Regions from separate parts of the Mus musculus genome. Here regions 1, 3, 4, 5, 6 and 7 are each linked to region 2. A link is a loop called in an ENCODE intact Hi-C map of the cell type or tissue named here. Cell type or tissue: heart. All regions are shown on one strand.

Region 1 (4,000 bases), 580 kb before region 2:
GGGGTAGGGATGAACAGAGTGGTTTCTTCAAAGAAAACAACCAATAGTGTCTGTTACCAAAGCAAAGATTTGAGCTGTCGGTCGAACACTAGGATTTTTGAAGGACTTGTATTCACCACCAAGAAGTTCATAGCTTATCTACACGTTCATGACTTTTCTGGGAAGATTAGTGATGACTATTGGCTAACTCATTTTGATTGGATACAAAGAGACATGTGAACATTTGAGAGATCCACCTAACTCCTTGAACCAACATTCTTCAAATATCCTACACACGACAGCACTACTCAAACTGCAAGACAGACAGATGGACCTTAAAGACCGGAGAAGAAAGGATGCCGGGTGAGGTTTCAGAGTCTAACCTCTCAGGTGAGGCACCCTCCAAGGTCTAGATTAGCATGCAGGATAGCAGTAATTATCTTACACAGTTGCTTACTAAAGTACTTCTGCCCTTTTAAACCACATACCAGTGGAAGCTGGGTCTCTTAGGCATCTAACCAAAACGATCCAGTAAACTGACCGCCAAAAGCACACCCAAGAGAAGTTGTGCTCTCTTCGGCCAGACAGTAAAGAGACTTGCAAAACGGTAAAGCAATGTGTCCTTACCCCTGGATGGGTTTGTCTTGGAAAAATGACCATCTTTTCATAAAAATATGCACTTCATATTTATGCACCGTTCATTTTAAATGAACACACTAAGGAAACATAAAATGTCAAAAAATAGAATAAAGAACATGTTTAAAATCCTCCCATTGTTGGCTGGGGGTTACCACAGAGGTCAACCACAGAACCCATGTAAAAGCTGGCTGTACACAGCAGCCTGCCTATAATCCAAGAGGCTGGGGGTCCCTGGGGTAAATTGGCCAGCCAGACTAGCCAAACCGGTTCACCAAGAGATCCTGCTTCCATATGTAACGTGGGGGGAAATCTAGGAAGACATTCAATATGTACCTTGAGCCTCTACAAGTGCATATACATATAACACATACACACATACACACACATACACACACATACATACACACACACACATACACACATACATACACACACACATACACACACATACATACACACCACATATCACCAGAGACATATGAACCCCACACATGTGGACATGCATGTACCACACACACACACAAACACATAGAACACATATCACCAGAGACATATGAACCACATATATGTGGACATGCGTGTACCACACACACACATGCAAGTAATTTCTTCATTTTAATCTCCAACACAATGATTATTAATAGTTATAGCTCATATAACTAAAGGATTTTTTAAAAAGGAGTCTCAGCCGGGCGTGGTGGCGCACGCCTTTAATCCCAGCACTCGGGAGGCAGAGGCAGGCGGATTTCTGAGTTCGAGGCCAGCCTGGTCTACAAAGTGAGTTCCAGGACAGTCAGGGCTACACAGAGAAACCCTGTCTCAAAAACACCAAAAAAAAAAAAAAAAAAAAAAAAAAAAAAAAAAAGGACTCTCAATTTTTAACAATGTAAAAAGGTCTTGACACTAGAAGTTTAGGAATTTTTCTCTAATATATTTATAGTTTGTTTGAGATAATTTGGATCAACCCACAAATTTTTAGTGTATCCATGCAGTGAACTATGGTATAAAAAAGGAAGTGTTTTAGCATGGTGGTGGCGGCGGCAGTAATATACATGCCTTTAACCCCAGCAGTCAGGAGGCAGAGGCAGGCAGGTCTCTAAATTCAAGGCCAGCCTGGTCAACAGTGAGTTCTAGGACAGCCAGGACTACACAGAGAAACCTTGACACTAAAAACCAAAGGAGGGTTGGGGTGGAGTGTTTTTTTTTATATGAGTATTATATGTATATTAGAGAAAAATGTGTAAACTGAGAGAAATGTGAAAAGCAAAAAGCAAAACAAAACAGAAACATCCCTTTAATTGCCAGGAGAATTTATTTTGACTCAAATGTTATTCACACTTAGCCATTCTGCCACTAGATGGCAGTGTTCATGGGGGTCAGAAGAGGGCATCAGAGTCCCTGAAACTGGATTTATAGGCAGGTGTGAGCTGTCTGGTGTGAGTGCTGGGAAGAGAACCCAGGTCCCCTAGGAGAGCAACAACTGTTCTTAACCACTGGTCCACGCCTCCAGTCCCCAGGGGTTTATCTTACCTGAAATTCACGGAAGAATACACTCCCCCCCCCATTCTTCTCAACTGTGACCTCACTGCTCTTCCAGTGCTCTGACCCCTCTCCCCTCTCCCCTCACAGCCAGTCCACCAGGTAATCTAGCTCTACCTTCGAGTTACTCATCCAATTCCCCGTCTTCCCCCAGCTACCTGGCAGGTCCAAACCCCCAGCCCCTATCACCTGAACACTCGTGTGCATTGTGTGCACACACCCCTCCTCCCTCCTGCCCTTTCTTTTCCTTTCTGTCCCCTAGCAACAAGGAATCCAAAGTGAACCCCAGGCAACTGTAGAGATTCCAGTCCTTCCCCTGAGGTGCAGGCCCTGTGCAACCTGCCCAATCACCTTCTTCCAGCTCTCTGTCAGTGGCTGGACCCCATAGCAGCTTACTTTGCTGCTCTCAGCAGGCCTGGTGGCCTCCCTACTGTTCTCCCAGAGCAGAGGTGTGCTCTGACCCCCATTGCTTCATTTTACCGTTTTGACCTCCTCCGCTGCCTGGCCCTTCCACACTAAAGTCCCATTCTCTGCCCAGCTCCTTTATGCTAACATCTCCCAGCTCCCTCCCTGCTAAACCTTCCCCCCTTAACTTGGTTGTCCTTCCTACGGTCACCCCGTATGCCACCTCCAGAATAGAAGGTCCAGGAATTTGTTCAGTGTTGTATCCCAACCCTTAGAGAGTTGACAAGTGGCAGATAATGCAGGCTATGAAACGACTATGTGCTGTTTTAAACAAGAGGGGACTGGGAAAGCCCAAATGTCATAAGGACATTTTCTTATAAAGAAATTCAGGTTGCGTATCTGATATCTGAAATACTTGAATGTTTTAGACTTCAGATTTTTAAAAAACCTGCACACACACACACATAAATACATATAGAGAGAAAGGGAAAAAAAAAGAGTTAGAGATCTTAGGAGTGCAAAGTTTAAGCATGAAATTAATTTATGCCCCAAATAATATTCTATATGCATGGACCGAAGATAATTTATGCAATATTTTAATAACTTTGCTTATGAAACAAAGCTGCATGGTATGGATGCTCCTATTGCGGCTCTAAGTTGATGATCGGAAAGGTTGCAGGTTAGGAAGCACGTGCCGGATCGCAGATATTCGCATTCTGGACACTGGACACTTACCCTGCACCAAAGGAAGATCCGGCTCGTGCGTTCAGCACAGAGTAACGCATAGCCAACAAGACAAGTCACAAAGAAGTATTTGATGATATATTGTTTTGATAATAGATAAATAAAATTCCTTCTGTGTGAGCGTCTTCTCAGAATTTCCCAACAACATGGATTCCCCAGCTCCCCAGCTCAAGAAATCTCTGCGTAACATGGCTTCCAGTTACTCTCTCCTGCTCCTGCCAGGCTGAGCGCACCCACTGTCCACAGGGGTGGAAAATTCTCTATCAGTCTTCAAAGTACTGATAGCTATTTTCTGCCTTGCTAAATCAAGCACCCTTCCTGACAAAGCGTCAGTCTTATCAACTGTCAGATCACAATGTAAATGCAAGTCTAGCCAAGGAAAGTTTAATGTGCGTAAAACTTCAGGCCAACCCTAATCGGCTCCACCCAAACAACGCAGACAATACGCTAGTGACAAAAGGCTCCATGACTTCACACACCTTGAATGGAGCCAACCCAGGCCCTCTTTCTGAAGTTGAACTATAATGTGCTATGTTATTACACTTCATCTTAAAAGCTCCCATAGTGTCCAGAAACAGCTATAGCCAAATGCTGCATTGCTGTGACATGGAGTGACCACTAGAGGGTAGAGTTTAATAGCAAACAACTCCAAGGCTGAACTCCTGGCCTCTTTGGATGTACTTAGAAGTGCTAA
Region 2 (4,000 bases):
CTTAGCTTTCCCAGCTGCTGGGACCTAAAGAATGTCAGCAATTCTCCCCCTCCCACACAGCCACTCTGGAATAATTAGCTTTACTGCTCTTTTTTTTTTTTTTTTCCCACAAGCTATTACCTTAATTATTTTAATTAGATTGTTCATGCACTTAAGCTGCTCACAAGCACTTTTCTTTTTATGGTCTATCAATAAACAGAAGAGGGAAGCTACCATCTTGGAAGAAGCCTGGCAGTTCTCACTAGCAGGGCACGGACACAAGCCTGAAAGCTCATTTTCTACACGAGTCTGAAAACTGCCCAGCATCCTGGAACCACTTTCGCAGGGCGAGCCGAGAAGCTCCGTGGGTCCCGTGTGCACCTTCTGTGGTCACGGCCAGTTGAAATCCGGGGGGGGGGGGGGGGGGGGGAGTGCCTAACCTGTTTTCAACATGGTCCTCTGCGGAACTCTCTGCAGTATAAACAGCCAAGGTTTTGGATGGTCCGTTGGGTTAGTTCCCGGTGTGATTAAGACTCCCCGTACTTGGCATTTCTAAGCTATCTAGTTGATTGCTTGTTCCTCCATTTACTTGTCGAGTGACCTTGAAAACGGTTTAACTTCTCAAATTCTCCATTTACCTATCTGTCAAATAAAGGTAAGAGACACAAACCCGTAGAGTTATTTGAGAAGTACACGTGTCACGGGGCTTCCTCTCCCCTCCGCTTGCTTTCTTTTCTCTTCCCCTTCCCCCTAGATTTCCTAGCAAATTTGGAAGAGATGAAACCGGGCTCTTTCAAACTTCAAAGTCACCCTTAAATTTATTCTTTCCGTAAATGCAGATGTGAAGGCTGGCAGGTGTTGATCGGTTGGGAGAGTGCTCGCCTACTGGGCATGAAGCTCTGCATCTGGGCCCCAGCTTGGTGGAAACTGGTCACCATGCCTTATGATCGGGGACTCTCAAGAGGTGGAAGGAAGCAGGGGAGTGAGACGTCCAAGGTCATCCTTGGCTACAGAGTGAGCCAAGATACATAGAGAGATAGCTATTAATAGATGGATAGATAAATGCGTACCAACAAATGTGACCAAGTGCGGGTTGAAAAGAAATTCCGAGGAATTCTTACTATTTGAATGGATTTGTAGTGGAACACTTGAAAGACTATGAATTCCTTTCTCCTCTGTTGTTCTCCCCAACCCCCGGCCGTGTGTGTGTGTGTGTGTGTGTGTGTGTGTGTGTGTGTGTGTGTGTGTAGTGTAGTAGTGTCTAAGAGGAGGTTTCCCCATACTGCCCAGGCTAGGCCTGAACTCTAAGTTTCTTTTCCCAAATGCCTGTCATGAGCCACCATACCTGGCTTCATGATCCCCACAGCTCTGCACACTTGGTGCGTTGAGTGGCTCTCAGCCTGAGTGTTCTCTGGGAGGAGGTTTGGGTGAGTGTTCGCTGCAGGCCAGCAGGCTGCTGAGGCTCCACCTCACAGCATTAGCCTCAGGGTGGGAAACAATGGGCGTAAAGGTTTGCTGATTGATCTAAGTCACTTATTTGTAATTTAGTATGTAAAGATCCTGCTGTGAGCTTTCCTTTGAATGTAGCCAGCCCAGGACTTAAAGGAAGCTTCTCTGCTTCATTCACTTCCGTTTGACCTCTCCACTGCTCAGGTGCAATGGAAAAGAAGCCACAGCCAGGAAAGACAGATTTCTTCATGACCACCCCTTAACACAAGGTTTCTTTAAAGCACATGCCAAGAATCCCATTTTTTCCCCCTACAAGGTGGGCTGTTAATACTCCACTGGTGTACTGTCATCATATCTTTGTTCAATCGTTAAAAAAAAAATACATATGTTTATCCTGGGGTGCAGGGCACGTTTGTGTCACAGGACACTGTTGGTTGTCAGAGGGTAACTGTGTGAGTTGATTCTCTCCTTCTCTTTTGTGTCTAGATCAAATGCAGGGTTGTCGGGCTTACAGGGCTGCTGGCTCAACCTGCGGAACCATCTTACCGGCCCTTTCTGTCCATCTTTACTGAGTTAATAAAAGCAGAAAACTGTTCTCTCTAATGCCTATGATTAGTTGTAGAAAAGGAAAAAAGTGATTTGATCTAGGTTTCAACGGAAATGTTTACAGTTGACCTTATGAACTGCTCATGCTAAATGGAGTAGCTGTAGTGTTTTTAGTATCCTTAAAAGGAAAACAACAACAAAACAACAATAACAAAAACCTGCGATGGAATGGCTCGCTTATGTGTTCAAAAGGAATCCTTTGGCGCCATCTTGTGGATATTTTGGTGTAACGCACGAGACCAAACTCGGTGGTTTCGTTAAAGTCTTAAAAGAAATCTTCCAGCGCCCTCTTCTGGCACATTGCAGAACAGCGAGAAAAAACGCAGCGCCCACAAAAATCTTAAACCAGGGCAGCCCAACACCTGCCCTGTGTCCTTGATTGATTGATTCATTCATTCATTCATTCATTTTGGATTTTCGAGACAAGGTTTCTCTGTGTAGCCCTGGCTGTCCTGGAACTCACTCTGTAGACCAGGCTGGCCTCGAACTCAGAAACCCTCCTGCCTCTGCCTCCCAAGTGCTGGGATTAAAGGCGTGTGCCACCTTGGCAGGATTTCTCAACCCTGACACTATTGACATGCGAGGCCTGATGGTTCTTGTTTCTGGGGACTCTCATGTGCACTAACCAGTAATTAACAGTATGCCTCCGTAACACTCAAAAAATGCCCCCTCCCCTCCCCAGTCCACAGAGACTGAACCCCCAACCAAAGAGCAAGTGGGTCCTCTAATAATTGGGGCAGGGGTCTGTCTCTGACTTGGACTCTGTCACCTGCCTTTGGATCTCTTTCCCCTAACTCGGCTGCCATCTCTGACCTCAGTGGAAGATGTGTTTAGTCCTAAAGTGACTTAATGTGCCAGGGTGGGTTGGTACAGGGAGTGGGGCTCCCTTTTTCTAGAAGGGGAATGGGAGAAGTGGGAGGGAGGGTGGGACTAGGAGGAGAGGAAGGAAGGGGGCTGGAATCGGAATGTAACATGAATAAACAAACAAACAAACAAATGCCCCCTCCCCCATTGCTAGATGGATGCAAGGCAGAGGACAATGGGGAAGCCTGAGAAAGGGTACACACCGTGAAACAGTTGGATAAAGAGCAAGTTAAAGTAATGTTAGAATTTATATAGCTTTCACTTTCCTTATTGTTCTAAAATGGGGTGTGTGTGTGTGTGTGTGTCCAAACATGAAAAGCTGTCTTTACAAAGTTACAGGATCACTGCCTAGAAAGTGCCACAAACCCACCTGCTGACACACCTCTCCAGCTAGGAGCATGCCGCTCACAACCACTCTGATTCCTGTACAAAAATCTATCCTGAGTGTCCCTGGCTTTTATGGTTGCACCAAGAAATATGAGTGTCCCCAGGAAATTAAGACACTTCTTCTTATGCCTTTCAGCCCCATCTAAAAATGTCTCCTGCTCTTCTCTAAGTTTCTTCTCAGTGTTTGGTGTTACCTCAGTATTTCTACCTTTTCTTTTGAGATCCATCATCTTCTAAAAGCCTTCAACAGTACCCTCACCAGGGCTGATGTGGAATCCTGTTATAACAATACAACCTGTGTGGTTCATATTTTATCTCCCTTGGCTGTCCCTTCTACTCAATTCCCCCTTTGTCATTACCAATAATAGTTCATTTATTGCATGTTTCCCAGTCATCTAATATATATCCCAGGCACAGTTTTAAATGCCAGGGATAGAAAGTTGACCCCTCCCCCAGACCCTCCTTATGTAGTCCAGTAGTAAGACCAGAGAAATTATAATGTGTTCTGTACAGCAAGTGATAGAATGAGAGGGTTAGTGAGTGTATAAGGGAGTCTGAAAGAGGAACTAGGTGGGAGGAGAGTTTGAAGTAAAGGTTACAATTAATCTGGGTTAATTAATTGAAAGATGAATAAGAGTTTGCCAGGCAATGAAATGGCGACAAAAACCCTGTGCAGTTGAGAGTCCTTTCTCTCCCCAGCCCTTACAATCCTTGC
Region 3 (4,000 bases), 240 kb before region 2:
CCAATAGTTGACTGTGAGCATCCACTTCTGTGTTTGTTAGGCCCCGGCCTAGTCTCACAAGAGACGGCTATATCACGGTCCTTGCACCAAATGCTTGCTAGTGTATGCAATGATGTCATCGTTTGGAGGCTAATTATGGGATGGATCCCTGGATATGGCAGTCTCTTGATGGTCCATCCTTTTGTCTCAGCTCCAAACTTTGTCTCTGTAACTCCTTCCATGGGTGATTGTTTCCATTGTTGGTGGGATTGCAAGCTTGTACAACCACTCTGGAAATCAGTCTGGGGGTTCCTCAGAAAATTGGACATAGTACTACCGGAAGATCCCGAAATACCTCTCCTGGGCATATATCCAGAAGATGTCCCAACCGGTAAGAAGGACACATGCTCAGCTTGCTTTCTTATAGAACTCAGGACCACCAGCCCAGGGATGGCACCACCCACAATGGGCTGTTCCCTCTCCCATCGATCACTAATGAATAAAATGCCCCACAGGCTTGCCTGTAGCCTGATCTTACGGAGGCATTTTCTCAGGTGAGGCTCCCTCTTCTCCAGTGGCTCTAGCTTGTGTCAAGTTGACATGAAACCAGCCAGTATACAACAGGGGTTTCTGACAGATATTTTGTTTTCCTGTGGTGCTGGGGGCAGAACCCAGGGTGATGGATGGGCCAGGCAAGTGCTCTTCCAATGAGCCCCACCCCTGCCCAGGAGTATCTCAACTCCAGCTCACTTACTGATGAAACAGGATGTTGTGTTGTGGACACATGCCCAGGCTCTGCCGTACTACATCCAGGTTGGTTTCAATGTCTTTTCCCCCAATGAGCACAGTTCCTGACGTCGGTGGCAACAGTCCTGTCAGGATGGACCTGCCGAACACAGGGTTAAGTGGCAGAAGAGATGGTTGTTAGAACTCACCAGGGGATGAGGGTAACCCCATACAGGGTCAGAAGGATGCTTGTAGTGACACCTGCCCTATCTCTCTATCAAACTCAAACCTGATGTAGCTGAGGGGCCCAGAACATTTCCACACAGGGTTTACTTAGCACCAGTGCCTTGCTTCAAGTCCTAGTGCCTAGACCACAAGGGCCTTCTTTCTCTACTTTTTATTTCCAAGTGTTCCTGGGCCAGTATCAAGAGCCTCGGGGATTCCCAGACTCAGACACCCCACCCCATCATCACCCAGCCATCATTGCAGCGGTCAGTTGTAGTGCCCACTGGATGGCCACTGTGGTGGTCAGTTGTGGTGCCCATTATGACTGTCTGTCAGAGTGATATTCACGGATGTGGTCAGCTACAGTGTTCACTGTTGTTTTACTCTGTGGTCAGCGGTAGTGTCCACCGTGAAGGTCTGTCATAGTGGTTGCTCCGTGGCTATTGATGTGGCCAGCCATTGTGGCCACTGTCGTAGTCACAGTTGTGGTCAGTTAAAGGGATTTAGGACCCAGCCCCACTGCTTTGCCTGGGCGTGCAGCCCTTGACAGTGGAGAAGCAGGGTTGGTGACTCTCCAAAGCTCAGTTGATGCCAGTGAGAAGCTGGGCAGCCTGTCTGCTGACTGGCTAACACAAACAAATTCGTTTGGGAATTCCAAATGTAAAAATGTGAACAATGTTGTGATTTCTCTTTTCTTTCTTCAATTATACAAAACATGTCTCCCACCTGCTTGGGTAGTTGTCTAAGTTAAGTGAATCGAACATGCTTGAAAAACAAAACAAAACAAAAACAGGCCCCAGCACAAAGTGAAACTTAAAATGTTATGCTATTCCCAGCATTAGGACAGCGCTTGTGTTCCGACCCCAGTGGAAGTTTAGTTTCTGCACTGAGTGAAGTAATGTGTTTGTCTTCTAGAGGTCCTGGGGTCTCGAATGGAGTTTCCTGTCCTCCCACCACGTGAGTTAGCAAGGAGATAGCCTTAGGATGCCACGCCCAGTTCTGTCCCAAGTTCTGATAAAATCGCATGCTATCTGAACCTGTACTTCGAAGCTGAAATGTTGATCAACCACTAGAGGGAAACAGTACCAAGCCCAATGGCACCAGCCCCGCATTCCATTCCCATTGAAAGGCCCGGGAGCACATTCCGGAGCAGGGTGTACACTGCTGTTCCTTCCCGGGGCTCTGCAAGCCAAGGATTTGATGGCTGCTGTCACATGGCTTGTTGACCCCTACCCCTCCTCCACCGGCCCATCGGCCCATCGGAGGTCTGCACCGGAGCCCTGACTGCCTGTTCTCAGCAGGTGGCGCTCGCACCCCTTCCAGAACTAAAGGATGGATGGAGGAGTCCACCCAGAGCCTCAAAGCTTCCTGCCCTTGGCCTTCTGCCAGGCAGCGAGTCTACTTCACTGTTCTCCCTACACTTTCTCAGAAAGGTAGCCATCCCATCAGAGGTCCCACACCAGCACTAAAGCATCCTAATTATTAATTGGTAGGAAACGGAGTGCTACATAAAAATAGCCCGGGGACATGGGCAGCCACGGCTTTTTATCCTCACCGTGGGAGGTGTGTGTGAGTGTATATGTTTCCACCGAAATTCAGTAAGGAAGAACAGAGTGGAGTTATTGGGGAGAGAGAATGAAGCCGGGGAATGATAGGATGGGAGACAGCCTCTCTGGCAGAGAACTCACAAGGTGGTGGTCTTTCCCGCTCCGTTGTGACCCAGGAACGCCGTGATTTGGTTCTCATAGAAAGTGATGTTCAGACGGTCCACAGCTGGCCGGCCACTGGGCTCAAAAACCTTCACCAGGTTCTTCACACACACACCAGGCACCAGCCCTGGAAGCTCGCGTTCAAAAAAGGAGTCTTGGAGGGAAAAACACATTGTAGAAACACCACATGTTAATGACGCCGTGCTTCATGAACACACTGCTTCCTTCAGACCTGTGCTCTGGCTGTAACTTCACCTGCCCATGTGGCTGCAGCTTTGTGAAGAAGATCAAAACAGGAGTAGTCATAGTTGCACTGGCCATAGATTTCACACTTACTGTGAGTTAGGCACTGTTTCCAATGTTTCCCAACAAATCCCTCACTTCACACATATAGTCCTATAGGTAGATATAACTAGGCTCTTTTCAATAGGTTAGAAAGCCCAAGACTGAGAGACATCAAGTGTTCTATCAAGGCTACATGGTGTACAAGTGGCAAGTATGGGCCCAGGGTCCATACCCATCTGAAATAGCTCCTGTCTATTATTGAGTTAACCCCGAGTTCCGTCTTTGCTTCAAGGCTCAGTCTATCGGATCTTCATAGGTTTCTGGCACCAGCCCTGACTCCTCAAGCCAGGACAACCTACTCTTCCTCATCGTAACTCCTTCCTCCCCATGCTCCGTGCCCTTTCCAGTATCAACCAACCTACTCTCCCCCTCCCCGTGACCCCCCACCCCCCACCACAGCATCTTTTCCGAAGTTCACTTATAGAGTCAAGATTACTGTCAGAGTATTAAGTCTAATTAACTAATGGTCCCTTGCTCTGTCCCCAACTCCCGTTGCATTGTCTGCCTGTGTCTCCTGGCCACAACTAAAGCTGAAATGGAACCTTATCATACCACTCTGGGAGGAGGATCTTCTAGAGTTACTTTAGCCTGCAAACCAGCTCTGTGAGGATTCAGGTCTCCAACATCAGCTTTGCAAAGTGGTACCTGAGGGGCGCCTAGAAGCTGGACCCTCTCGTGCCAACATCAGGCTAAATCGGAGTCTGTGTGCCTCTCTAAACCCAAGCCATGCATACAGTCAGGGATGAGAAACATTAGGAGAATTAGTTCAAGAGTGAGGACAAAGCAGCAAAGGCCAGGGAAAGGAGTCTTATGTACCCTGCCCATCAGCCCGGGCGTGATTAGGTAACTTCCACCACCAGGAAAGGCTTTTGATGCTTGCAGTGAATGGGCTCTGGGTTTGTAAACCTTGAGTGAAGTGCAGTCAGCTCTGCTAGGCTCTTTCCCCTTACGGAACTTATTTTTGTCTTTCCTTGTAGCTCATATCCGCTTCAAGTCCCAGTGACCCAAGTCATTGT
Region 4 (4,000 bases), 69 kb before region 2:
TATGCTAAATATTTATGGATAAAATAACATGATGTCTATGGTTTATGTCCAAATAATATGAAGGATTGAATGAAGAGGGGTAAAAAATAGAAGACTGGTCAGGCTTTGTGATACATGCCTACAATCCTAGATAGTTCAGTTGCAGGATAATAAATTCAGCAATTTAGCAATTCAGCAAAATCAAAGATATACCTTAGAAGTGCTCAGTAGTAAAGCATGCCCAGTATGCCTGAGGTCCTAGGTTCTACCGCTGGTACTGGGAGGAAAGGATGGTCATAAATCAATATACTGGGAGGCTAAGGCTGGGTATGGAGGAATTTTTTATATTATTTGGTCTATTTTCATACATGCTTGAAAATTTTCCATATTAAAAATTATTTTGTTTTGGTTTATACCAGGTATTTTGGGGATCTCATGAGTCTCCCTACCAGTCTGACTCTGATATTTCCTTTCATTCTCTGCTTCCCAGTTTCCCTTTGGAAGCCAGCTGGTATGCACAGGACCAAGCACATTAAGCAAAAACCTGAGAGGTGAACTGTAAACAAACCTATATAATGGTGTGTCTGAAAGTTCCTGGAACTCTGCTTACCCTTTTCCTAGTACTTTTAAGTGGGCTGAAGAGATGGTTCAACAGTTAAGAGCACTTACTGCCCTTGAAGAGGACCAGGGTTTGGTTCCCAGCGTCCCAGATGGCGGCTCACACACATCTGTAACTCCACTTCCAGGCGATATGTTACCTTGTTTAACCTTCACAGACTCCTGCACACACACACATGTGGTGCACAAACACACACTCAGGCACATACATATACATAAAATAAACATCCCAAAAGTATGTTAAGTGTCCGTTATCTCTCAAAAAGGGAGGCTGGTATTTAAAAACTTTCTCAAGAAGACACACTGACATGTCTTAAGAGAAAGGTTATTTATTACCTAAGGAGGTAGCTGCACCCGATGTCTACTCGGAACAGGCTCATTTCCTTATCATCCCAGTAATAAACAGAAACAATAAAATCTTAATACTCCACTGAAATCTTTATTATAACAGAATGATCTGCTGACTGGCCTTGTTTCTTTATCCACAAATATTTGTGACTCGTGATCACACAGGAGGTGAGTGGGAAATTGAAAAAACAAACCAACAACCTACTCAAGCAAAGGAAACAGCGCTGAATGCTCCAAAGCAGAACTGGATCGGCGGCATCCTGGTATGTAGTGGAGATAACCTTCAATTCTGCCCAGAAGGGTCCTAATACTTTGTATGTACTGAAAACTCAAATCTCCGGGTCTTCAAACTCACAGAAAATACTTCTTCTAAGAAATCTGTTCATTCTTTCCACTAAAATTAACCATCCCTCTACTTTCCCATAGGACATTCAACATACTTCTTTCTTTCAATGCATCCATAACTTTATGCCTTGGGCTCTATTTCATATTGTCTATTGTTACTCAATAAATGAAAAAGTTCTACAGGGCTCTATCTAGCATGATGGAATGTCGTTGAATTTTCTCAGTGAATGCTGAGTATTTTCTCAGTGTCACAAGATTTAAAAAAAAAAAAAACCCTTCCACAAAGCTTTCTGTGTAAAAGCAGCCTTTACAATGGAGAGATGCTGGTATCTGTGCTCTATTTTAAGAGAAATGGAACTAAACAGCCAATATATATGTGCCAGTGTTTTCTTCTCAGCAGAAGTTCCACTTTCTGCTAATTTGGGGATTGAAACCTTTTCTATCTGGGCCTAGCTTACTGGCATTCACTCTCAAGCTTCTCCAATCATGAGACCAGAGCTACAAGCTCTGTATGGGTATTGAGGCTTAAGTGTCAGGGCTCCTTACTTGCACAGTACTTGAAGCATTTCTAAGTAGGCACTTCTGGCAAACTGCCTAAAGAAATCACGGAAGAAAATGACCTAAATCTTGTGTTGGGTTTTATTCCTTTTAACTATTCCTTCATATCTAAATCTGAATTCTCTTTTTCATAGAGAGGTAACCCTTTGCCCAAATTCAATGAGACGGCAACATGAATTCCCAAATGAGAAAAGAAACAGGTAAACAGATCCAACTCCACTGTGGTCTTTGAACTTTCGAAAAATGCATAACATTTCCCCTCCCCTCAAGATACATGTTATGTGTCAGAACATGTTAAAGACCCCAAAGAACACTGTGTGAAACCCAATCCTTGATCGCCACAGACGTAGAGTGGTTTAAAAAAAAAAAAAGTGAGATAAACTCGGGGTACTGTCAAAAAAAAGGCTCCAAGACCAGGAGCCTGGAGCAACTTGGTTTTGTGGAAACAGTTTCCATCAAAGACAAAGTCCTGCGGCATTTTCAGCAATAAAACTTTCAGGGACAGGCTCCCCTGGTGGTAACTGTAATCTCTCAGTTTATCAATTCCTAGTCTGCAAAGCGCACGGTTTACCCTAGGGCCACAGCTGGAAAAAGGGCGACCAGAGCCCAAGGAATGCAAGGAGGAAAAGTGACAGAAACGCCTGGGAAGGGGGGCAGGGCAACAGAGGGAAGGGGGGTGTCTGCCAAACAGGTCAAGAAATGCCAGAGGAAAAAGTGAGGACGGGGCCGGAAAAGTTCCTCACGGTACCCCAGCCTCTGCATCTGTCACAGTGGAGTTTGTGAGAACGCCCACCAAACTTCCTAACGCCATCCCGGCAGGAAACCCAGACGTGAAGACCGGAGGAAGAAAAAGCGATGGGGAAGCTCTCGGAGCCCAAGTGCCTCAGGCAGGCGGGAGAGGTGGCTGGGAAAGGGCCCCGGGCTTCAGGTCGCCCGCTGCCGAGACCTTGGAGGAGGACGGTCAGTCCCGCGAGCCGCTGCCGGACGGACCGACGGCGCCGATCCCCGCACGGGCACCGGGGTCCGCAACGTCCCTCCCCGCGCCTCAGAGCCCTTCGTCGCCTCCTGACTCTCACGGGTGGAGGGAATTTCAAGTCCGGAGTACCGGGCCCTGCCCGCAACCGCCACCGCCCCGCGCCTCCCGGACCCCCGACCCCCCAAAGCGCCTGCCAGCCCCGAGGCACGGCGGGAGCCCGAACCGCCACCCCTCAACTCACCGTGGGGCTCCATCCCGCGTCCCGGACGCTTAACGCTCACGGCCGCCACCCCGTCAGCCGGCTGGAACTCGCCGCCCCCATCCCCCACGACTGGCCTGAGGACGCCGGTCGAGGATCCGCCGCCGCCACCGCCCCTGCAGCTACCGCCACGACCGCGCCAGCCGCGGACGCGACGCCCCGCCCCCTGCCTCGCACCCCACGCCTCACGCTTCACGCCCTCCTCCGCCCGCCCTCTGGAGCCCAGCCCATTGGCCTGCGCCCTAGGAGGCGGGGTCACCGCTGAAGGGGCGGGTCCATAACAGGTGCGGGTGGGGCAAGGCGTGCTCAATTCCTCTTAGAGGGGCCTTGACCTGACCAAGGTCCCAAAGTCCCAGGGTACTGGTTGCCAATCGGACCCACCAAGGGAATTGGCACTCTTTCTTAGCTCCATATGGGATCCACTCCTCAGTCCTGATTTAATTGCCATTTTTCAGGAGGGTACTGTGAATACTTTCCGGTCAGGGTTTTAGTCTTGAGCTTGTTTGATTGGCTTTCTTGCTCCTCCATCCTTTCTCACTTTGAAACTTTCCTACTCTTCTTTCTTCAGCTGTCATTTTCTGAAAACGAAATTACTTAATTACATCAGCTATTATGCACAGTATCTGGCTACATAGATGTGTTAGATAAGTATTAATTAACTACCCATCCCTCTAATCATACAACATACTTCTTACCATCAAATGCTCCAGATAATAGGACCATTAACGTGGTTGGTGGGGATACGCAACAAGAAAGCATGTTGCTAGATGTTAGGTTATATATCAAATATGGGAGGGAAATGTTAGAGACTGTTGCTCATTTAACTTACACTTACCTGTACCAAGAATGTCTTTCCTGCTGTTGATGCTGAGACATAGTTCTCCCTGGATATTGACAAACAGGTAAACTTACAGAAC
Region 5 (4,000 bases), 110 kb after region 2:
GATCAGTCTAATACAATTTTGAAAAATATTGGCACATATATTCATATACATTGTACTAGCCATAAAAGGTGAGTCAGAAGGGAGATTTCAATGTTTAAAGCAGTTGTTCTGGCAGTTAGAATGAAGCATGAAATGTCCACTAGTGGATGCTTCACGAAAGTGTTTAGTGCCTGGAAGAATTGAAGCTGACTGAACTGTTTTGAGGAGATTCTTGGATGTCCATTAGATGTTAAACTTGTCAGATGTAAGAACAGCCCCAATTGAATGGCATGTTCAGGTAAACAGTTTTGATTGGGGCAGAGTATGAGAGGTATGTAGAAATTAAGGGTGTTTTGGGGACTCATCGAAGCTTCTTAAGATGGCCAGTGGCTGTGGGGTCATTTATGGAGTTACAATGTATAGAAGACAGAAGTATAGTTTACAGCAAGGCGAGCTGATAGCTTGTGTACGGATTGCCCTTGAGACACCTGTAGATGCTGGGGTGAGGGTGCACGCTACATACTTGGCAGTGATACATTGTATCCAAAACTGATGAGACTGGAAGTGTAAGTTTAGGATGAGACGAGCTAAGGAAGGAACCTAGAGGACTGCTAACATTCAAAGAGTGTAAAATAGCTCTGAGAGTTGTTGTGGACTAGAGAGAGAACACTAAGTTGGGTTCCAGTGGAAGAGTGTTAGGTAACAGAAGGTAAAGTCCACTAGAAGTTAGGTGGTCAGTTGTTGGGGACAGAGCTATAGGAGTTGGGGGATGACAGTAGAAGAAGTGTAGAGACTAGCATGTGATCTTCCAGGAAGAAAGAAAAAGAGAGAGGAACAAGCAAAGCTCAGCCTCTCTGGGTTCAGTTACTTACAGACCTGCACGTAGATTTTATTACTGTGCCTTTGAGTACTGTGCATCATTCTCCTTCATTCATCGCAGGGCCCGGCAAGCATGATGGCCTACTTGCTTGTTTCTGGGCTATTCCTAACTCGACTCAGAAGACCCATTGGTAAGATGACAATTATGGAGCAGAAGTACGAAGGAGAATACAGATACGTGAATTCACGGCTTATCACTAATAGGTAAGGAGAAACATTTTAGAATAATAATGAAATTTTATTTTTGTGGATATTGATGTCATTTATAGTGACTTGAGATTCTAGCAATATAGGTACTAAATAGTGTGGACTTTTACTTGTTTTGGAAATAAGCATTATGAAGAATGTTAGTTTTATAAAGTAGAAATCCTGCATGCTTCAAGTCCTCTTTATTGGCTGTGTAGTTTCCTTGATTTACCTCTTCATGCTTTTTATTGACTGATTTTCTGTGAATTTTATTTTAAAATTTAGTCTTGATAGTATTCACATTTTTGTATGTATTCAGTGAAACTTCTGCCTTAAGTTATCCACAGACATTTTAGGTTGTGACTGTTTTGCAGTGTTCAGTAATTCTGTCTTTCCAGACAGTTGTTGTGTGGGGAGAAGGAGTTCTGGGCACTGAGCCTTAGGACCTCTCGAATGCAGGCCAGAACTGCGTTCTGGACAGTTTTGAGATCTGAAATAGGAAGAAAGAAATGCAGCCGTTGAAGCCATCCGTTTTCGTTTCTGTGTCTACCTATGCATTATAAACTGATTTTAGCAACTTATCCGTAGCTGCTTTTCTTGTAGATGGACAATGAATTGTTACGATGATGAACTCTGTGCATGCCCTGGCTCAGGTTTTCATCAGTAGCTAAGGTGCTCTGTAAAGTTTCTGTGCCTAACTGCCAACTTTAAGTCAATTTTGAGGGTCCTAGTACTTACTGTAGCACTGTGTAGGCTGCTCTGTAGGAAGCCACGGAATTACTTAGGGGGTCATTCTTTTCATAGTTCACCTTTCCTTCCTTATATTGATTTTTTTATGTAGAGTTTCATGCTCTAGGGAGGCAGGGGCATAGTGGCTGTAATTAGGGAAAAGGTGTTTGTGGTATGCTTTTACTAGAAAACGGCACGTTCCCATAGTGGAGGCATTGGCTGTGTCATGTAAGGACCCTTAGGACAGTGCAGATGGCACAGCAGGATTGGAGCTGTGGCTCCTGCTGGTATTCTCTTGGCTCTACCCTGTAACCATCTCTTTCCTCTGGTTAACTCTTGAGATCACAGAATGGCAGCAACCTTCACCACCAAAAACAAAAAGAAGAAACTGCTTCTTGCTGTTTCTTTAAGAGACCCTCCCCTCTTCCCTCTTCTCTTTTTCCACCATCCTACTCTTTCCTGGGTCTTACTCTTTCTTTCTTTGTCTTATTATGTAACCCAGGCTGGCTTTGAACTTGCGATTCTCCTGCCTTAGTGTACTGAGGTTTTATGTATGCACTTTGATTATATTTCGGGTGCACCCGGCACAATGGTGCCCATGTGGAGGGCTCAGCTCTCTCCTGCCACCTTGTGGAGTTCTGGGATGGAACTGGGTTTGTCAGGCCTGCATTGCAGTGCTGCCTAGCCCTTTCACAAGCGCCCACATACATCCTTAATGTGTCTAAGCTGTGGTGTCTAGGCTTCTATATAGATACTTTACACACTTTCTGGTGTTTTAAGAAGTACGTTGTGGGGGCTAGACAGATGGCCCTGCAGTTCAGAGCATCTGGATCCAATTCCTTAGTAACCACATGATGGCTCACGGCCATCTGTAACTCTGTAAGTACGTTGCTTGGGCAGTTTTCATCTTACTTACAGGACAGAGAGACTATAAACTTTAGGTTAGACAGGAGCGATAATTTTAGATTCTGAACTTTGCTTGTTATGTGAATTTAAAGAATTTACATAAATTACATTTGAGCTTTCTTCATCTGTATGGCACTGTTTTCCCACTGATGATCTTTGTGGCCCTGAGGGCCCATTCCTGCTCTCGGGGGACATCGTTGTGAGGACTACTGTGGTGCTGGGATAAGAACAGCTTTGGTGCGTTTAGACCTGGTGGCATGGCAGCACTGTCACAAGCTGTGGGGCAAAGCATCATTTCTTGTATTTTTCTGTTATTTTCTCCCTCTTTATCTGGTTTAGGTCTGTAATTTAACTCATGCTCTATAATGTCTGTCTCAGCCTAATCTTTCTTTCTATATAATCTGCCTTATTTACAGTTTGTGAATATTTGTTCACTGTGTCTTTAACAGCCAGGTTATATACAGGTAGGTTGTAGTCCAGTTTGTGATACACTCAGTTGTGTACTCTTGCCCTCCTCTAAACTTAGCTAGGAACTTGATCACACTCCCTGGCTTGGCCTGTGCCAGATACTCTCTTAGTAACAAGATGTTCATTTATCATTCTCTTGGTTTTTTTATTATTGAGGAGGGCCTGCTACTGAGTGGTTTTGGTGGTCAGAGGACAGATTCGTGGAGTTAGTTTTTCCTCCCAGTCTACTGTAGGCTTAGACAAGTGACCTCAGGTTGGCAGGCTTGCATCTTACCCCTGAGCCATTACACTGGCCCAAGATGCCCACTCATATGCACAGGTTCACTCATTGAATACTGTGTTTCACTTACATGTCAGGGTGAGACAGCATTGACATTAATTGCTAAATTATTTTCTCTAATAGTGAAGAAATTGCCTTTTACAATGGGAATAAACGGGAGAAGCAGACAATCCACTCAGTCTTCCGAAAACTGGTAAGATAAACACTGGACGGGCGGCCACGCGGGTTTCTCTGCCTTTACATGTGGATGAATAATGCTAAAGATATATTTTAAATAGCAAATCTTTATACTGTGTTTTAAACTAAAAATGAGTTTAAAAACTATTACATTAGCATTAAATTCTCCACTTATAAAATAGATTTATTTACTAAAATATCTTGTTCATTTTTGTAGTGTTTGCTATAGAACTCTCGTTGGGTTTTTGATTTAATGGTCCTTACAGATCAGTGGAGACTTTTGTAGAGTAAGGTTAGCAAGATTTTTCTGTGAAGGACGGGATAGTATGTACATATTTGCATTTTAAGTTTCCTGACCATGTAGTCTCTGTTGGATATACAATACATACATGAGTG
Region 6 (4,000 bases), 250 kb before region 2:
GTTTCTTGCGTTAGTGGATGTCGTAGGTCAGTCAGTCCAGGACCTTGGGGAAAAGCATCCACTGTGTAGATTGCCACACAGAAGTGGCTGACAGGATTCTAGGTGGTATTAAACCACCATCAAAATGAAGTTATTTTTCCTGTTTTCTAGAGCCCTCCCCTCCCCCATGTGCTCACGCGTTCATCTAATCCTCCACTAGGTCAAGTGGCAGCCCCTGAGTGGCCGCAGTGTGCCGGGGACTGTGGTAGGGGCTCTGCAAGTGTGATCCCACCCCTGCTGCTTTCACAAAAGCCAACTTTACCAAGAAAGGGAAGCTAAGAAAAGTGGACCAGCTTGCGTGTGGCTGGGCTAAGATCAGATCCTGCATCTGACCGTACGTGCGTCTATTACCTGTTTCTCAAATTGGCCTGAGTACCAGGGTAGCAGGCTGCAACAATTGCAGATGCCTGAGAAAGTTTGTGAGGAATTGTTTTCTAAAACGTCTACCAGACATAACATTCCCGCTTTATCTCTGTGTAGAGTAGAAGTCAGGGTTGGGGCGCATCCATATCAAGACCCCGTTGAAGAAATGTTGGAGCAGGAAGGGACATCTGTAGCTCTGACTCTCAGAGTCATTGCCTCTCTCACTTTTCCTTCACCTCCTCTGGACTAGCTCTTTCCTTCTGCTCTTACTCCTGGCTAAGAGGGAAGGTGCTAAACGAGGGTGAGTGGATGCGAACACATGTATATCTATGTGTACATATGTGTATAAGCATGTGCATGCACTTTTTTGTACAGGAGAGGTGTCTATTACAGAGATGGGACATTCAGTTTTGCTCAGGAGATGTGACTGCTAATGAGGAAAGGCAGGGGTGACATACACTTGCAGACTTGCTCTGCCTCTTCTAGGACTTCGAGCATCTTCCTAAGGACCATAGGCCAAAGGTGCTCTGAAGGTAAGTTTCTAAGTGAGACAGGCAGCTGTGAGGTTAGAATTCATTTAGGAAATGAATTCCTGTGCATGGAGGTCTGATGGTTTCCTTTCTCAGCCCAGATCCTAGGGAGTCAGGGATATCTGCAATGTGGCAATGTAGCTGTCACCCAAAGGGACAATCTATTGCCTGAGCAATATAAAGAGCAGGATTGACCCAGGACCCCTTCCTTATGAGCCAGCAGCTGTGATACATGCTATGGTAAATTTAGTTGTCTCATTATGTCTTCTTCCTGATGCTATTGTTGTGGCTTTCCCCACGGGCACAGACTATGCAGAAATCAGGTGACAGCCCCCAGTCTCTGTTGATGATGGGTGCTGTCTGTGACAGCTAAGTGGAAGGGTTATGCAGTCACTCTGGAAGTCTTCCCTGCACACACCTGAACCATCTGCTGCGTCTTTTTCTTCATTCCATCTACTCTACTGCCTAACAAGATCATTTCCCACACTCTACCTGGAGAGTTGGAGACCTGTGGGGCTCAGGACAACAGAAAAGAACTTCATAGCCACCCATGTTAACTTTCACACAGCTGAGAGGCAACCTGCATCCTGGCTCAGCCACGGTTAGGTTAGGATTGCCATCATTTGAGCTGCCTCTAGTCCTACATAGTTCATGACCACATTATTTTTTTGAATTCTCATGATAATGCTATAATTAGGTGTTGCTCTTCTCAACACCAGGAAAGAAAATGAAGAAGGCTTAGAGGCTAAGAAACAAACCATGCTTCCCTAACTCCCATGCCTGAACCCTTCTCTTACAACACATGGACTCTGGGAATCATCCACTCATTGAGAAATAATAAGAGAAACCATCCAAGGCAGGCTCTGTACAAGTAACCAATCAGAGAAAAAGCCAGGCTCTCCTGCCCTTGAAGGCACTCCCTAAAGCCTCCATGGGGATTTGTCTATAGCATAGAGCTCTAAACAAAGCACTGCTCAGGTATCATCAATACCACTCTTGAAAATGATAAGTTGCTGGCTGTGTGTGTTCATGTGTGTTATGTACATAATCCTTAGGCACATAGCTTATTTCCCATCCTTCCTGCCCTATTCCACCCTAGCCCTCCTCTCTTCTCTTTGGAAAGCACAACTCCTTGGCTGCTCCAGCTGGGCCAGAACTCCGAAGATCTCCACAGATAGCGTCTGGTACACAGGCCAGCATACCTGTTTCCCTTCTTGTGATGAGTATCAAACCCAGGGCCTCATCACTGACAGTCCTCCACCGAGCTCCACCAAAGCCTCCACCGTAAGCTTAATTAAAGCTGTTAACCCATATGCAAATATTTTAACACTTGACCATACATCACAACATTATTTAACACGGAGAGAAAAAAGAATTTAAATCGGAACGATCAACCATGGGAAATAATTTGAAATCAATTGAAACACAGGAATCGTCTGCAGTTGTTAAGATGGGGCAGGTACCTGTGGGGGTGGGAGCCCTCCAGCACCCTCGGGGCACTCGGGCAACATGGTGAGCTTCTCTCTGGTGCTGCACTTGCAGGAGGGAGAGGGGTGGGCTGCTGTCCATTTCTGCTTCTGGAACAGGTGGGTGATGTTCGGGGACACGGAGGGCGTCTTCCAGGAGGTTGCATTAATGCATGGGTACTCCCTCATGGAAAATGAGAAAATATCCCACAGTCAACCCCACTGCTTAATCCCCTCCCTGCTGGGAAAAGGGAATAGCTGGTGGCTATCTCTTCCTCTGCCTTTCTCTTCCTTGAAGTCAGGAATTTCCCTCTCGGGGATTAGAGTCTACTTAAGGACTATCAGAACTGCAGCCAGGCTAACAGAGCATGGGCTAGGGACTAATCTGTGGACTTTTTTTTTTTTTCATGACTAGTAGCTCTTGCTGTTGAGAGATGGAAAAAAAATAACAGGAGATTCTGAAGTGTGTCCATGTTACTCTTTAGCGGTAGCTTTGGGGAGGATTGGATGAGAAAAGGTGCTACAATATACCAAGCTCTGAACTCCTGGTGGATTTCAACCATCTTCCACAACTCTCTTTTCCAGAGTTACAACAATGATGGAGAGCTGGCCATAGAAGTAATTCCTGCCATTTAAGGTCCAATTATATAACATCACATCCTTCATCTTCTCCATCCCTGTTTAGTTGTTTGGGTTTTTTTTTTTTTCCCCAAATGAGTTTGGGCAAATACAGTCAAACAATAGAATACTTCTACATTAAGACACAGAGCTGTCAAGGATGGAGGCTTCCTAGCACCAGAGGAGAAACTGGGTAAGAGCCTATCAGACACACGGTCATGACCCAGATACCACAGAGCAGGATTGAGGGGTCTTTCCCGACACTTCCTAGTTGGCTTTTGGGTCTCCTAGGGGAGCTGTTGGTGTTAGCTTGGGACTTACGGAAGCCACTCTTCCTTTAGACAACGGTTGCCAAAGCCTGGCCTGTTCAGAAGGACATCTGCCAGTACTTCAAGGTGTTCATTGTTGGGTTCGTCCATGCTAGAAAGACAGAGAGGCTCACCTGGTAGTCAGACTGGGACAGAACGCACAAAGCACGCTAACATGTACGTAAGCGTTTGCTGAATGTGTATTCCATGTCAGGCATGCTTGTGAGGCACTGAACACCGACTTAGAATGGTTGTGGGGCTCCTGGAAGTGGGGTAGCCTACCACACACACCTAGACGTCTGATAGCAAATCATCTGTGCCTCAAAAAGATGGAGCTTCAACCCCCTTTCCCAGGCTTCCCATCCTCATTCCTTACCCTCCTGCCTTCCACTGGGTACCAGATTGCTAAGCAGTAGCTACTACATTAGCTTCCCCTTTAAGAGCTCCACCAAGACTCTTTCCACCTTGGAGAAGATTCCAGGGAAGTAGGGAGATCAGGACCCTTCTAGCAGGCATACAGTCCAGGCATATCACATGTTAAGGGATAATAATGATTCCTGGGATGAATCTACGCACCTGAAGAAGGTATATTGATGCCCATACATCCAGGGATGAAGAGTCAAAGCTGGAAATTCACCAAACGGAGGCACAATGATTGAAAGCATCAGAGCCAAGA
Region 7 (4,000 bases), 360 kb before region 2:
ATCAAAGGCCTGGCCACCATACCCAGCTTAAAAAGTCAATTGTTTACAAAGTGCAACAGGATAGAAAAAACATCTCCCACATAGTATGCAAGGGTTAGTAATATCCTTTCTATGCAGCCTGTTTCTAATATGTTGAAACACACACACAAGAGAAACAGAAGCGTGTGAACTGAATGAAAAAATGCAATATTTTCCGTCAAAAAACATTGACCGCTTCTCTGATGATGATGGTTGAAAAATGCACTGAAATTCTCAAAGAATAAGAACATTAAAAACAAACAAACGTTGCAAGCTACTGCAGTGTGTTGTGGAGAGATAAGGTGCAAAGGGTACACTGAACCCAGTGCCGGGAGGAGCTACGGCTCTAAGCCAAGATGCAGAGACACCTTTGAGAGAAACAGGCCAAGTGGGCAGTTCAAACAGCGGCCCAACTCAGCTGGAAGCTGAGCACAGGCTGGGCTAGGGAGCTGGTTCCCCAATCTGACCAGTGAAGGCTCTCAACTTACAACGAAGGAGTCCAGGCGCTCTTGTAGAGCCTGCCTCACTAAAAGAGCAGAAGCCCGTCTGTCTCTGACCACTGAGACCGACCTTACAATATGACCTAACTTAGGAAATGTAGCCTTTAACCAGGATTTGTTTACCTTTCTGATGATCCAGTTGATAACAAGCATGTTGTGTGCAGAGTATTTTCATACCCCATCTTTTCCTTACCACAACTACTTGATGAGAGAATATTACTCAAGGTTAAAGTTATAGCCGGGAAAACAGTCTCAAAGTCAAATAGCTCCTAGGTGTAACTGTTTCTTTTTTAAAATGTTTCCATTTATCTTATTTATTTTTTGAGCCAGGACCTCATCACATGGTAGCCCAGGCTGGCCTCGAATTCTACATTCTATTGCCTTAGCCCACTGAGGCTGCGTATTAGAAGAGCCCACCACCATACCCAGCTTATTACTCCCCACACATAATTGCACATCTGTCTTGTTTTGTTGTTTTAAGTAGTATACATGTTCCATATTATCAATACGCCTCTGCAATGAGTTGCACGGTCCATGGAGAACCACTGGCTCAGGAATGGGCCATTAACACAAATATAACACATTTTAATTCTAGATTAATCTGTCACTTCCAACTACACATTAGGTTTTTTGGGGGCGTGGGGGTTGGGGCTGACACTGGGTAGCCCTAGCTGTCCTGGAGTTCAATATACAAACCAGGCTGACCTCGAACTCAGAGATCCTACTGCTATTGCCTCCCTAGGGGCCGGGATTAAAGGCGTGTACCACCTGCCCCTCTTTAATGGTTTTGAAGCAAATACAATGTTAACATCCAGTAAGTTATTTGTCCCAAATCCAAATTCAGTACAATAGAGAAAGCAATGTCAACAATATCAAAGTTAAACCTATTGTTAGTCCATCTACCAAACACTAAACCTTTATCTTTCCTTTACCTTGGCTAAGGGAGAGGGACGGAAGATGAAGACGCGGGGCTGCAGTGGCTCTGTCCAGCCAGACAGGGGACCCGGTGGCCCTCAAGAGTTGTGCGATCAACTCCGACCGGCGGAGGCGCCCCTCGCCCCGCAGTGGCACCTGCCAAGCCGGGATAGTACCCAGCTCACTTCGGTACCTCCGAAGCGGGTCGAGCTCCGGAGAGCCCTGCTTGTCCCCACTTCGAGGAGACCCTCGGCCCCCACCGTGCTCACCTCCTCGCTGTGCGTGGACGGGCACTTTTTTCGCAGGCGGCCCCAGTTGAGCAGGTTCCCGGTCTGCAGGTGCAGGGTGCTGGCCCGCGCCAGGAGCGCCCCGGCCGCGCGGCTGTCGGTGCCCATGGCAGCTGCCGCCGGAGGGGACCGGGTAGCGCCGGAGCCGCGGAGAGATGGCGAGCGGGCGGGCAGGCGGGCGGGCGAGTGGGCAGACGGCTGCCTCGCAGGGCGCGGCGGTGCCCCAGGCCCCAGAGGAGAGCGCGAGGCTGCCGACTCCGCGCGGCCACAGCCCGGTGTGCGCTCGGGCCCGAGGAGGCCGGGCGGCGACGGAGAGGCGGTCCCGGAGGGAGGGAAGGAAGGGAGGGAGGCGCCGGCGCGGACGGTCGCTGCGGCTTCTGCGGCCGCCACCGCCGCCGCCGCTGAAACGAGGGAGCTGTTTCCTGGAAGACAATGACTAAGCAGAAACCTCACCCGAGAAAGTGCTTCGTAACCGTTACTCGTCCCGCGGCGGGCCAGGGGCGGGGCGCAGGCCCGCGGGTGACTGGCCCTCGGCCTGCGGCGGGCGTGGCGCCGGGCGGCCGGGAGCGGGCGGCGCCGCGGGGGAGAACAGCGCGCGGACGTGCGCCCCCTGCCGGCCAGAGCGCGGCGCGCGGCCTACGCCGCCAGCGCCTCGTGAGAGTTGACGGTGCGCCCGGGAGCGCCGCTCAGCCAATGGCCGCCCGCGCTGCGGCCCTGGACACGCCCTCTTCGAGAGGACCGCCGGAGGTCCATCCTCCCAGGCCTTGAGAGCGTGCCTGCTTCTGTGTCTAAGGAGCTGATGCGATGGCGCGAGTGTCTCATTGCCCGCGCCCCGCTCTGTTTTTTAAATTTATTTTTATTTTTTCCTTTTGCTTTGCTTTGCCCAAGAGTCTTTCCCCCAAACTGATCATTCTTCTTCCAGCGTGTTGATTTACCTATTTGCTGGTGCTGTATGAAACCAGAGAGTACAACTTTAATTTTCCCCTTTCAGAAGCCTAATCCTTCGAGAGAAAGGCCTCAGCCCATGAAACATTAAACAATAAAAATACCACGGGGCAGTTAGTTTCCAGGTCAGTTAAGCATAAGGAACAGATGGTAACAGAGAACGTTTTATGATTCACACTTTTACAAGTTGTTCGTGATTCTTCCCCATTCCCACTGGAGATGGCTGGGTATAATAGCAAACTGACCGTTTATTAAAGTTTTACCCAGGAAACAAACTTTTTAACAAACCAGTCAGGTATGTTAGAGCCAGGTGAGATTTTCATTATAAGGCGGCAAAATCTTTTCAAAAGAAACATGAATCTGAGTTGGTAAACTACTAAGAAATAGGAAAGGCTGGAAGATCGTTCCAGAAAAAGTGAGGCTGGTGTTGGGTACATCTTTGTGCACATCCAATGAGCAAGAATCCATGGAGAAGAGGTTTCCCAGGAGCAGCCCCTCACATGGCCTTACTTAAATATAAACAATTGATTCTTCTGATGAATTTTTTATGGTCATTGTTAGACTTTTGATTATATTCTCTTAAAAGTCCATGTAAATATTTGGTTAAAACTTAGTGGTCGCCGGGTGGTGGTGGCACACGCCTTTAATCCCAGCACTTGGGAGGCAGAGGCAGGTGAATCTGTGAATTCATGGCCAGCCTGGTCTACATAGAGAGTCCCAGGACAGCCAGAGCTAGGTAGAGAGACTCTGTCTCAAAACAAACATACAAAAATATTGTTTATTTGTGTGTATGTGTGTTTTCTTCCATGAGTTTATGGGCACCGTTCAGGGCCCCTGGAGGCCACAGGACATCAGATCTGCCGTTGGGTAGGTAGTTGTGATGAGTTACTAAGAGAAGGTATGGTGAGTCCTTAGTTCAGTACTTGGCTTATAATAAATGTTCAGTAAGTGAGAACTACTATTTATGGTGCTGGGGTCGAAGGCTTACACATGCGTTCTGACAGTGGGCATCCCTAGCCCTCAAAATTGTTGTTGTATTCTACTCTCTCCTGTTATAACCTGACTATCACAGGCTGGCACACTCAGGAGTGCACGGAGGACTTCACGTTGTTTCTGAGATGTACATTTGTAGACCCTTTGAGACCACACGTGGTAGCACGCGCCTACAATTCCTCCACTCGGCAGGCTGAGGCAGGATCCTCGGAGGGAGGATCAGGAACCCAGTGTTAGCCTGGGCTGTGGAATGCAAATACCTACTTTAAAACAACCAACGGACAGGTGGGCGGAGGAACCTAAGCGCTGTATTTTAAACTCTTTACTGGTTCATATTACAGG

The links. A loop is a pair of places that touch in the nucleus more often than their neighbours do. Peaks named below come from ENCODE experiments on the same cell type or tissue, not always from the same donor. Only the 100,000 strongest peaks of a DNase experiment are listed, where the experiment ranks them.
Region 1: a loop joins it to region 2, with 4 times the contacts of the local background. A loop is called at or near these places in 5 of 42 quality-filtered maps.
Region 3: a loop joins it to region 2, with 6 times the contacts of the local background. A loop is called at or near these places in 27 of 42 quality-filtered maps.
Region 4: a loop joins it to region 2, with 6 times the contacts of the local background. A loop is called at or near these places in 18 of 42 quality-filtered maps.
Region 5: a loop joins it to region 2, with 3 times the contacts of the local background. A loop is called at or near these places in 3 of 42 quality-filtered maps.
Region 6: a loop joins it to region 2, with 7 times the contacts of the local background. A loop is called at or near these places in 33 of 42 quality-filtered maps.
Region 7: it touches region 2 in a loop (2.3-fold over the local background); 6 of 42 quality-filtered maps call a loop at or near these places.

Annotation. Positions count from the first base shown.
Region 1 is chr3:122,466,180-122,470,179 of GRCm38, reverse strand. The region is part of intron 3 of Bcar3 (breast cancer anti-estrogen resistance 3); the gene reads right to left. Among named protein-coding and RNA genes, the nearest start is that of Gm34349, 12 kb to the left of the region's middle. In heart, a CTCF peak has its summit at 1,971 (motif pointing right); no DNase peak of the experiment used is centred here; H3K27me3 peaks cover 2,777 bases.
Region 2 is chr3:121,883,376-121,887,375 of GRCm38, reverse strand. No RefSeq gene overlaps it. Among named protein-coding and RNA genes, the nearest start is that of Gm34050, 18 kb to the left of the region's middle. In heart, no CTCF peak of the experiment used is centred here; DNase peaks (open chromatin) are centred at 1,365 and 2,295; H3K4me3 peaks cover 443 bases; H3K27ac peaks cover 1,837 bases.
Region 3 is chr3:122,120,424-122,124,423 of GRCm38, reverse strand. Abca4 (ATP-binding cassette, sub-family A (ABC1), member 4) reads right to left here. Exons shown (of 50, transcript NM_007378.1): 19 at 2,619-2,793; 20 at 734-865. The region is part of intron 2 of Gm40138 (a long non-coding RNA gene); the gene reads left to right. Among named protein-coding and RNA genes, the nearest start is that of Gm40138, 4.0 kb to the left of the region's middle. In heart, a CTCF peak has its summit at 2,190 (motif pointing right); a DNase peak (open chromatin) is centred at 2,113; H3K4me3 peaks cover 738 bases; H3K27ac peaks cover 3,458 bases.
Region 4 is chr3:121,952,470-121,956,469 of GRCm38, reverse strand. It overlaps a transcript of Arhgap29 not described here. Among named protein-coding and RNA genes, the nearest start is that of Arhgap29, 13 kb to the left of the region's middle. In heart, a CTCF peak has its summit at 2,354; DNase peaks (open chromatin) are centred at 2,649 and 3,249; H3K4me3 peaks cover 2,473 bases; H3K27ac peaks cover 1,573 bases.
Region 5 is chr3:121,776,617-121,780,616 of GRCm38, reverse strand. Abcd3 (ATP-binding cassette, sub-family D (ALD), member 3) reads left to right here. Exons shown (of 23, transcript NM_008991.3): 9 at 920-1,062; 10 at 3,551-3,620. Among named protein-coding and RNA genes, the nearest start is that of Abcd3, 37 kb to the left of the region's middle. In heart, a CTCF peak has its summit at 2,403 (motif pointing left); no DNase peak of the experiment used is centred here.
Region 6 is chr3:122,137,006-122,141,005 of GRCm38, reverse strand. It overlaps Abca4 (ATP-binding cassette, sub-family A (ABC1), member 4), which reads right to left. Exons shown (of 50, transcript NM_007378.1): 28 at 3,901-4,000; 29 at 3,338-3,436; 30 at 2,396-2,582. Among named protein-coding and RNA genes, the nearest start is that of Gm40138, 13 kb to the right of the region's middle. In heart, no CTCF peak of the experiment used is centred here; a DNase peak (open chromatin) is centred at 5; H3K27ac peaks cover 1,455 bases; H3K27me3 peaks cover 905 bases.
Region 7 is chr3:122,243,814-122,247,813 of GRCm38, reverse strand. It overlaps Gclm (glutamate-cysteine ligase, modifier subunit), which reads right to left and starts at 2,257. Exons shown (of 7, transcript NM_008129.4): 1 at 1,703-2,257. The coding sequence starts at 1,828. Gm46822 (a long non-coding RNA gene) reads left to right here and starts at 3,442. Exons shown (of 6, transcript XR_001783970.1): 1 at 3,442-3,943. In heart, CTCF peaks have their summits at 1,542, 2,177 and 2,376 (motif pointing left); DNase peaks (open chromatin) are centred at 1,673 and 2,273; H3K4me3 peaks cover 2,817 bases; H3K27ac peaks cover 3,299 bases.